Regions from separate parts of the Homo sapiens genome. Here region 1 is linked to region 2. Evidence: read pairs that join two places in POLR2A ChIA-PET (ENCODE). Cell type or tissue: CD4-positive, alpha-beta T cell. All regions are shown on one strand. Links, peaks and the distances in the headings refer to the core of each region. The heading gives the core; the rest is flanking DNA.

Region 1 (5,367 bases), core at 215-5,214, 85 kb after region 2:
TTAAACAGTGGAAGCCATCCCCTGAATGACAAGTCACAAGGGTATCAAAGAAAGACCCCTGAATTTTCATGGAAAAAGCTATTCAGACCCCTGCTTGGAAAGCTAAGGCACACTGCCACGAAGCAGCAAGGACGCCTTACAAGTCTCAGTGCAACAGAGATGGACACCTGGGCTGGGCTGGACAATGTTTAAGGTTCCTTTTAGTCCATGACTCAAGTGATACTGTTTTAGGCTATCAGGTAGTAAACACGATCTTAGACATCCCCATCTTTGTAAGCAGAACAGTACGGCACTTCACCACATCTGCTTCCCACCATGCTTCTAAGCAGCTGTCTTCCCCCTGCTAATGTTACAACCAAAGCAGCCACCCCACCTCCTCTCGTGTTGAGCCTCACGACCGCTGACCCAGCTGGAAAGCCAGCGCCCTGCCGCGTCACCCTGACTCTGCTCAGAGCCAGCATTCCAGCCACAAAGAGGGCCTCCTTCCTTTCCTCTTTCATAAAAATGTTTTTTGAAGAGTTAGAGTATATTTTAGGCTTTTTATCTTTATTAAAATTTCATGTGCATGTGTCTGTGTATTCTGCAATTTGTCATTTTCAGAAAGAAGGAACAGGCAATTCGCGAAGTTTCACCTGTACTCCCGAGCTGTTCCCCAGGCTCCAGACCCACTTGAGAGCAGAAGGTGGAGCTCAATGAAGGGTCTCGAGCTCAGCGAAGGGTCACTGGGTGAACTGAGAGAAACCACGTTCACAAACGCGTACTGCGGACTTCCTGCCGCCCTGGGACCTGTCACTGTTTGTCCATGTAAGCTACAGCATTACTAGCAGATGCTAAGATCGAGTGATATCACTGGAAAAGTAGGTGAATCCTACTAGGAAACTTTCTACTCCCTACTAGGACCTCAAGCCCCTCAGCCACACAGCAAATGCTAATATGCTCCAGTGTTAGCTTAGAAGCCTTGTGTCAACAAGAACTGGCTCCTGAGTCCCAAGCTTGGTGCCACACAGCAAATGCTAATATGCTCCAGTGTTAGCTTAGAAGCCTTGTGTCAACAAGAACTGGCTCCTGAGTCCCAAGCTTGGTGCCACACAGCAAATGCTAATATGCTCCAGTGTTAGCTTAGAAGCCTTGTGTCAACAAGAACTGGCTCCTGAGTCCCAAGTGCTGTCACAGGACTTGCCCATTGGGATGTTTTCCACATTAAATATCAAGTAAAAAGACTTCCTGGTGCTCAGGAATTACAGTTCGTTCTTGAAACATTCCAAAGAGGCCACCACAGCTTTTCCCATGTGGCTTCTTTTAAAAACTCAAATGGCTTCCTTGAAAATACTCAAAGTCCACCCAAGGAAATTAGTAATAATAGAATCAGAAAACTGTCAGGAGCATAAAGATTTCTGTATCAAAATGAAAGAAGCAATCCTGAGTTGCTGAATTACCCATCTGCTAATGAAACCGGGATGGACTGATCATCTAACCAAGTGCAGACTGAGGATTCTACTTAGTCCTCCGACTGGGTACAACAACAGCCTAGGTTCTAGGGAGGGTGGCAGTGACCGGGATGCCACAATGGAAGAGAAAATGAAAACACTGGCACAGTGAAATGTCTCATTTCCAAACAGTTTTGCCTATGGCCAAGCAAGGCAATAAAGACAAACTCTCCCTTTTCCCCATTGCGTGTGGGCTGCCAGGTACAAGTAAGGGAATCTTTGCTGTGCCCACTGTCCTCCAGTAGAGAACCCAACAGGCAAGGGCCCCACTCAGGTATCAGCTCACCTCCTGCACCTCCCCTTAGCAGGAACTCCTTCCACTGGCAAAGGACTGCCACTGCCATCTGACTCAACTGTGGCGATGTGGACGGAGTCACCGAGCTGCTTTTCTTTTGCAAAACAAAAGTCTTTTTCTTTGCAGTCACGCTGTAAGACGAGGCTGCTGGAGAAAACAAAAGCACCTAGATTTCAGTGCTGAATCCCCACAATTGCATGCAGCTCACACCTACCAGGGGTATTCCAGTGCATAGGGGAAAGGAACCCGGCTGAAAAACCAGCTCCTTATTTTTCTTTTAAATAAAATAATACGATCCTAAGTCCATTTACCATCTGAAGTTGTCACGAGTGAACAGTCACATTACTGTTGTGGACCAGGCCTTAGATGAGTTTCTCAGGCTCAGCACTGACATTCTGGGCCGGATCATCCTCTCTTGTGGGACCATCCTGTGCACTGCAGGATGTTTCACAGCACCCCTGGCCTCTACCCACTAGAATCCTACAATCTACCAGATCCTAGGATCTAGTTGATCCTAGAATGCTACCAAGGAGACTTGAATTTTGGTCCCATCATCAAAAATGCCTTCTGCATCAATCCTATGCCAGTTTCCCCTAAAAGAGGGCTAACTGGAATGTTCTAGGATGTACCAATCCTCCAGGACCCTCTTAGAGCTCATGCCATCAGAGACAGGCCTCTATCTCAGGGATCACCCCGGCTGACATCAAATTCCTCTTCTCTTTTCCCAACATTTCAAATTGTTCTTCGGACTCATTGAGTTCCCTAAGGTGACACGCCCCCCCCCCCCCCCACACCCACCTTGGGGGGTCACGGATTGCTCCCTGTGGCCCTGGCTTCAGCCCACCTGCTCCATGACCCTATGCTCTTCTCCTCTGGTTCTCGAAGCTGTCTGTAACCAGGGCAGGGGAGATAACTGTATGGGACCATTCCCTGGCCTCCACCTGCCCCAGCACTCTCCAGGCCAGCACAGTCTGGCACTACAGACTACAGGGCCGGAGACACCAGGCTTGGAAGTGACCACTGGCCAAGAGCTGACATAAAAGCCAACTTCCCCAAACAGGAAGGGCCTGTTCTTCACAAAGATAAAGAAAACTGCCAGCATTTTGCTGGCCTTAAGAAGCCATGCAAAATTAACCAGTACATCATGAATTAACTTCTTTTACTCTGCTGTGCACTGAATACCATTATGAAGCAATATACTTTTGGATTAAAAATAAGCATTTTTGTGGAAAATCTGCTACATGTTTTCATAAAATAAAGTGCTATGATGTACTAAAACCTCACATTGCCTTCTCGTAATTTTATTTTTATCACAAGAAGGAAATACATAGTGATTCCTGAACCGGAAGAATGAACCCCATCTTCCAACTGTCACGGAATTATCACCAACATATTCAAAAGAGAAAAAAATAAAACCAATTGTTGATATATTGAGTCCCCTTGATGTGAATAGCTCAACATAAGTATCTTATTCAGGATGGGACAGGGCCCTCCCCACAGACACGTGACAACAGATCAAACATGCATTTCCTGTTTCCTGTTTGGTTTGATCTGTCTGCCTCTCAGGTGACTTATAATTTTTTTCATCAAGAGACCAGTTTTAGAATAAAAAATAACTTGAGAAGATTCAAGTAAAGGACCCAAAAGCTTTAAGAGAATGAAAAGCTTCCTTGATATCTCTGGGCCCTTTCGCTCTAGTCCTTCCATCACAGCTATTCCTCCTCGTCGTCGTCCTCATCCTCATCATTGTCCTCCGCCTCGTCGTCGTCCTCATCATCGTCATCCTCATCATTGTCATCCTCATCATTGTCCTCCTCATCATCGTCATCCTCATCCTCATCCAGACTTGCCCTTTTGTCATCAGATGTGCTGCTCTCAGACTCCTCCTCCTCCCGAGCCAGGAGCTTCTTAAAAACTTGAAACTCCTCAACAGAAGTACAGGCTGTCCTGGCCAAAAACTCAGCTTCTGAAACTCTGAGAATGTCCTTGAGCAATGGGTTAGGGATCTGTGTCTGCCCCTTCTTATCAGGGGTTTGGTACCGTCCCAGGCGCTCCAGGTAAATGTGTCTCTGCTTAATCTTGGTTAGTGAATACTGCAAGTACTCACTCTTTACAATGTCTGGATGCTTAATTCCCATCCTGAAGTATGCATACTGGAAGACACAAACACACTTAGGAGTCCCAGATACAGAGTATTGAAACCTATCATTCTATAAACCATAAAAACTTAAGTTGTACAAAAGGATTCAAAAAGAATTGCCTAATTGACAACAGCGAATACCCAGTCTAGGATACTGACATTTGTGTGACAGCCAGCAGTTTCAAAACACTTTCAAATTCATCCTGAGAAACATGGAGCAGGAAATAAAGGGGTGGGAGGGAAAAGGGGCAGGAGGGAGAAGGGGCAGAAGGAAGAGGTGGTATTTTTCTTTAAATGGGGAAGGAAAAGGATGAATATGGAAAGAATAGGCAAAACATTCAGAAAACATCTAGAAATTCGACCTAAGTTGTCATAATTATTACCAAAAAATCGGACAACTGTTAAAATTACATTTTCAAAATCAACATGCAAAATAGATTCTAAGGACAGGAAGGTTTCAGCTATTTTAAAATTAGCTATTTCAGAGTCCCCACTTAGACTCTAAGAATAGGACTGGATCATTCATTATTAATGGCAGAAAAGTTGAAGAATAGGTTTGATCTGTAGTAAAGAAATTAAAGATTTCTCTTTGGCTGATGTATGCAGAGAATCTAGTCTTTCACTTCCTCCACTCAAATATGAGGTGTCCGAGGCTTCTTATCCATATAACTGACCTTCACTACATTTGAAAAACCTGAGAAACTTGCTGTTACTACACTAATCACGGTACCAGTCATTCTCACCTGAAACTACGCTAATCCCATTACCAGTCATTCTCACCTGAAACTACGCTAATCACGCTATCAGTCATTCTCACCTGAAACTTGTATTCCAGTTGACCCAGGTCCTCTCGAAGAACAGAGGGGCAACTGTGCAAAATCTTGGTGACTTGCTGTACCGTGAAAAGGCACTTCTCCTTGAGAAGCCTGACAGTGTCGTTAATGTCCTGCTGGCGCATGGTGAAAATTTCAGGGCAACAGTAAAGCACCCTCTTTAATTTCCCTGCAGAACATTCAAAAAAGGCAAGCATATAATTTCAGGATACTCCAGAAACTCAAGGAGCTAGCTGCACCCAATTTAAGTCCACATTTAAAAACAAACAAGGATCCTCTCCTTCCACAGAGCAAGTGGCAATTTCAGATCTATCTTCCCAGAAGCACCATGGAAATGATACATCTCCCCACTGACTTCCTGACACTCCTCAGACTCACCATCCTTCCCTCCCTATATTCCTGCTTTATTCTGGCCTCCCACCTGAAAGGTGCCAACTTTGTATTTTGGGTCTCCTCTTGCCCTCCTCACTTGGAAAAGAATTTCCCAGGCATTTACTGGAAAGATCAGAGAGTAATATGGGAGAGTAGTTTCCTCCATATTGCTGGTTTGGGTTGATGTTTCCTTCTATAATAAAATAGTCATTGAAGCATTCACAACTAACATTCTCAAGC
Region 2 (5,367 bases), core at 54-5,053:
GGCCAGCCGGCCAAACCGCGTTCTCCCAGGCAGCTCCCCACAGAAACTTGGTGCATTCATTCACTGTTGACTTACTCACTACTTCATTTGTTCGTTCCTTCAGTCCAAAACCTTGATTGCACCCTTGCTCTGATTTAAGGAGACGGAAGAGCAGCAATGCGTCTTTTTTTAGTATTAAATGTATTTATTTTTGTCTGTTTTGTTCGCTGTGCTGTCAGGCTTCCGGAACAGTGCTACTCCTAGAAGCCGCTCAGTAAATAACTATTGTTCATCTTGTGATCATTGGGATGATATATCCGTAATTCCATCACCCAAAAATAAGTGCTTTTAACATTTTGGTGAAGTTCTTCCTTATCTGTTTTCAAGGGTAGGGTTTTACAAAACAGACTTCGGGTTACCATCTCATATGGGTCTCTGTGTTGCCTATTTCTTTCAATGTTACGCCACGAGCATTTACCCATGCCCTAACTTTTCTGTGAAAACATGCTTTTTCATGACAATACAAGATTCCATTCTATGGCTACACTGTGATTGGTTTAACCGGCCGCTAGTTATTGGCTCTGTGGTGTTTCAGTCTCCTGAATCGATGTGTGTCTGTCCTACACGGGCCTTCGTGCAGGCCTCCCTCTCTTTCCCTCCCTTGCAATAAACTGCCCCACGTGGGCTCACTGGATCCAAGGCAGGGAGCTTTTCAGGGCACCTTCCTTCTGTCTGCCACTGCCCAGAAGGGCATTCGCAGTTACACCCTGCCGTGGGTGAAGGCGGCCGTACCACCTGACTCACTGAGCACAGCCCGGAGGTGGCAGCTCCCCAGCTCTGACAGGTCCGGACCACGTGTGTCTCCAAAGCAGGCTTCTGTGCTGCTCCAGGGCCACCTGGGGGCGTGGCAGGAATGCAGACCACCCAGGGCAGATCCCAAGTGGGGGAACAGAGTCAGTGCCGTGACCAGGGGCTCCTGGGGCTGGCTCAGAGCCCCACCTGGGAAGCACAGCCCCTCCCTCCGAGGGCTGCTCGTGGTGACCCGGGGCACTCCTAACTAACCTACTCTGCAGGCTCCAGTCTCCTCCTGCCTCCTATTCACCACGAAGGGGTGGCCAGGACAAGCTGCCCCCACAGGGTCCCACCTGATAGCACTCCTTGCACTCCTTCTGTCCATGGGCTTCTAGGCCAGACAGGGTGTCCTGGTGTTCTGACTGGTGGTGGGGGTGGAAGCTCTGGGCAGATCCAAGGGCAAGACAGGCTGGAAGGGTCGGGGCCTGGTCACACTGCCGTCTGTCTGCGACCAGGCAGGTGGGACACCCCATACATCATCTACGGGGACCAGCCTCAACACCTAGGTGCCTTGGCATCCATTCTCTTGTTCTTTGCAAAGCAGGGCAAGTCATTCATTCAGCCAGCAGGTGTCAGTTATTAGACACCACTGTGTGCAGCCCCTGCCCTGCTCCCGTGGTGCCCGGGGCTCAGCACATGCTGAAGTCGCCTCTGGGCTCTGCGGGCCAGTCAGGGAGCACCAAGTGGGAGCAGGACTGTGGCCAGCCCAGGCCCCTGACCCCAATGCCTCCACACAGGAGGGCAGCCCAGGATCACACTGTCCTCTGAGCTTGTCCAGGAGCTTGTCAAGGGTCAGGCACGGCCTCTTGGGCCCTCAAACCCATCTTTCAGCAAACATTTCCTGCCATCAGCTCTGGGGTGGGTTGGAGGCGGCAAAGTGGAGCAGGCAAGGCAGCCTTGGAGGCTCACTGGGGGCAGGACATGGGGATGGAGCTTGGGTCCTGAAGGAGTGACGGGGGTGCCCATGAGTAAGACTCTCAGGTATGTGGGGAGTGGGGGACAGACCAGGTTTGCATCTCAAGATTGCATCTCTGATGGTGGTGGCTGGAGGTGACAGTGGCCCAGTGGCCACTGCAGAGATGCAGGGTGACTGTGAGGAGGCCCCTCCCTCTGAGGTGTGGACAGGCTGAAGGCAGCAAGATCTCAAGAGCCCAGGAGGCAGCAGCCCAGGCTGGAGATGGATGGAAAGGGCAGGTGTGGACACCCAGACAGTGTGGGGCCACTGCCTCCAGGCCAGGCACACCCTGGGGCCTCTAGGGGATTGGGCTGTGGCCCTGCTGACCATAGGGACTGGTGGAGCACCTGGCCAAAGTGGGAAGCAAGTGAGGCAAGGAGCAGGCGGCAGGAGCTGCTGTCAACACAAGGAAGCAGAGGGGCTGGTGGAGAGGGAGAGGCTGTGAGGGCAGCAAGAGGGACAGGGCATGAGAAAGGGCACGGGGGCTGGGGGCATGGCCCCATGGGGACAGGGAAGCCACAGGGAGACCCAGCACCTCAGTCTGCAGGAGAGAGAGGACATGGCATCAACACTCTCCTGGGAGCCCCTCCCTTACCCCTCCCCTGTCCGGGGGCGCTGAATGCAGCTCAGATGTCCCCTCCTCCAGGAAGTCACCCTGGCTCTCCCTGGTGGTAGCTCTCTTCCCTCCCACTGGAACAACCCCTTGGGTGACTGCTTCTGTCCCATGTGTGTTTCCCCGGAGGCGTCCCATGTGTGTTTCCCCGGAGGCCTAGCCCAGTATTGCCGTCGGTGGCTGGGCCAGGGGCCAGCCTCCTTCCCTTCAGGGCTGGCGTGAGGCCGCTCAGCAGGAGACCATCCCCTTCAGCCCCGGAGGCCCTGCCCATCCCCCGGCCCAGGACGCCAGCCCCCGCTGTGCCTGTGGGAGGAATCCTAATTGCCCAGAAAGCTGCCAGGAAATAAAAGACATGCCTGCATTTTTCAAAACAAGCTTCTAAAACACCTCGAGGCTGTGCTGTTTCACTCTTGGCAGAGGAGTCAAAGCAGGGAACCGCAGAGCCGCCCTTTGTGATCTAACGTTTGCGGAGCCAGGGTGCTGCTTCCTGGCTCCTGGGGCCCTCGGAAGTCTCTTGGGTCCCTGGCTCCCCTCCAGGCCCACCCTGCCCTGCTCAGAGCAGCCCCTTGGCTCAGGTCCGGGGGAGCAGGCTGTTGCATATCGGCACTTTCAGCCCGAGGTCACCTCCTGGAGGCTCCCCAGACGCTTCAGCTCTTTCCTGCTTTCATCCAAGTCGGAAATGCCACTGGAGCACGTCTCTGTGCTTCCTCCTGAGCCAGCAGAGGGTCAGCCCCGTCCTGCAGGAAAGGCAGGAGAGCCCTGAGTGCCCCTGGCCAGCCCCGCCCCCAATGGAGGAGGGCGAGGAGCCTCCTCCAAGTCCCCAAGTCACTGCAGCTCCAGGTTCCATGTGGCCTGGGGCCTCCCCAGTTAGCAGCTGACCAGCAGCCCAAGAATCTCAGCCTGCTCAGAGGGGTCAGAGCATCCCCTCCATGGCAAGGCCACCGTGAGGCTGGCTGGCCTTGACCACAGCCTGAGAGAGGAGGGTGAGGGCGGGGCGTGGGGCACTCACCGGGGTGCCTAAGGTGCTCAGCTGTGTCCAACGCAGAGCTTTTTCCAGGCGGCCTGTGTGTGAGCCCCTCCCAGGACCTTTGTCACCTACCTGGGACTGTAACATCCAGGTGGCAATCTTGTTTTTCTCAGCAGCTGGTGCTTGGCTGGGAGGAGAGCGATGCCAGCACTGATCCAGGGCCTGGGCTTCAGGCTGCAGGCAGAGCCGGGACCCCAAAGGAGACCAGACGGTGGCCACGGGGAGGCCCTGGACGATGGGATCCACAGGGAGAGACTGGAGTTCTGGGGGATGCAGCCAGGGCCTGCCGCAGCATCTCTACCCTGCAGACCCAGAACAAGCACACTGCCCTCCCTCCCTGCCTGGGGGTGGCAGGTCTCCTGGGTCTCCTGGGTCTCCTGGGGGTGGCAGGTCTCCTGGGTCTCCTGGGGGTGGCAGGTCTCCTGGTTCTCCTGGGTCTCCTGGGGGTGGCAGGTCTCCTGGGTCTCCTGGGTCTCCTGGGGGTGGCAGGTCTCCTGGGTCTCCTGGGTCTCCTGGGGGTTGCAGGTCTCCTGGGTCTCCTGGGGGTGGCAGGTCTCCTGGGTCTCCTGGGTTTCCTGGGGGTGGCAGGTCTCCTGGGTCTCCTGGCACATGGAGTGGTTACATTTCTACAAGTGTCCCAGTGGCGCTGGGCAGGACTGCCAGGCTGGCCTCAGGCCCCAGACCCCAGCAGACAAACACTGGCCCTCAGCAGGTGTCTGAGGTGCCAGCGCTGGGCAGCCTGCTGGCATTCCCGCCCCCGAAGTCAGGACGAGGGACTAAACCCGCACTGTTCCTCTACGAGTGCTCAGGTCCACACCTAGCCATGAACAGGGGCGTCGGCTGGGAGACAGGCTAATCCTTTCCCCTTGTTTTCCACATCTCTATGACATGTTTTACAAGGTGCTATAGCAAGTAGGCAAATAACAATAATAGAATTGTCACTTTTTGGGAAGTAGCGTTTTCCCAGCCCTGAAGAAGGAGAGGGACCCCAGTGCTGGGGAGAGAGGGGTTGCCACATGGCTCCCTGCCCTGCTTCTAGCTCCTGGGCCCTCTGGCCTGGGCCTTGCCCACTAGCCCCCTTCCACCAGACGTTGGGACGTCCACATCTGGAGAAAGGAAGTCCCGCGGGCCTCTGCCCTGCACTGCGGTGCTGGCGCTGCCCTGTCCTGGCTGCCCTGTCCTGGCAGGGGACAGGGCCGGCTTGTTCTGCCTCCTCCCTGGCTCAGCCCCCAGCGGGGAGGGCAGCAGCTCTCTGGGGTGGGGAGAGAGGAAAGCTGGAGCGGGGCAGGCGGCGGGTGGGCCCGAGGCCTCTGCACACCGCACACCTGCAAGCTAGGCTCCCACTTCAAAGGCCGACAGAAAACTCAGGGCAGCGGCTCAGGAGCCAAGCAGGGAGTGGGGCCAGCTAAGGAAGAGCATGGGGGGTGCGGCGAGGGGCAGAGCAGGGAGGTCCCCCACACCAGGCAGGTGGCCCAGCCCCAGGGACCTCGGCCACAGCGGCCTCCTGCCCCCAGATGCTTCTCCCCCAACCCAGAGGTACCACTTGTCACTTCTAACCCTTAGCTCTTTTTTCCAAAACACATGCCAAAAAGGGTACAAAACATAAACGTGCAAAAAAAGATCAAACGTAACGCAAACCCTGGTGGGCCCACTGCCAGGCCGAGAGCAGACGCTGCCACCGCCCCACCCTGCATCGCCACCCCAGGGCAGCCCCTCCGGCCTGTGAAAGCGCCTTCTCACACTCGCCTTTTTCCCTCCCTGGTGTTTTTAGGGTGGCTCATCCACATCTCTGGTGGTGCTGTTACTTCATCATCACCTCTGTATCGTTGTATGAATAGACCACAGGCTATTTGTTTTACAGTGGTACACATTTGGGTCTGCTATTGTTGTTGTTTTAATTGAATTTTTCCAGCCTTATTGAGACAAAATTGACAGACAAAA

Evidence for each region. ChIA-PET counts read pairs that join two places held together with the same protein. Peaks named below come from ENCODE experiments on the same cell type or tissue, not always from the same donor. Only the 100,000 strongest peaks of a DNase experiment are listed, where the experiment ranks them.
Region 1: POLR2A ChIA-PET joins it to region 2 with 6 read pairs; 7 of 35 experiments call an interaction of 5 or more read pairs at or near these places.

The regions. Positions count from the first base shown.
Region 1 is chr2:241,092,504-241,097,870 of GRCh38, forward strand. It overlaps SNED1 (sushi, nidogen and EGF like domains 1), which reads left to right. Exons shown (of 32, transcript NM_001080437.3): 32 at 1-3,065. MTERF4 (mitochondrial transcription termination factor 4) reads right to left here. Exons shown (of 4, transcript NM_182501.4): 3 at 4,740-4,924; 4 at 3,068-3,935. The coding sequence ends at 3,495. Among named protein-coding and RNA genes, the nearest start is that of MTERF4, 7.1 kb to the right of the region's middle. In CD4-positive, alpha-beta T cell, for the core only: no CTCF peak of the experiment used is centred there; a DNase peak (open chromatin) is centred at 3,298; H3K27ac peaks cover 2,140 bases.
Region 2 is chr2:241,007,289-241,012,655 of GRCh38, forward strand. The region is part of intron 1 of SNED1 (sushi, nidogen and EGF like domains 1); the gene reads left to right. It overlaps LOC107985787 (a long non-coding RNA gene), which reads right to left and starts at 4,657. Exons shown (of 2, transcript XR_001739175.3): 1 at 3,499-4,657; 2 at 164-3,136. RefSeq lists enhancers at 2,840-3,445, 3,446-4,049. In CD4-positive, alpha-beta T cell, for the core only: no CTCF peak of the experiment used is centred there; a DNase peak (open chromatin) is centred at 2,843; H3K4me3 peaks cover 1,719 bases; H3K27ac peaks cover 1,479 bases; H3K27me3 peaks cover 283 bases.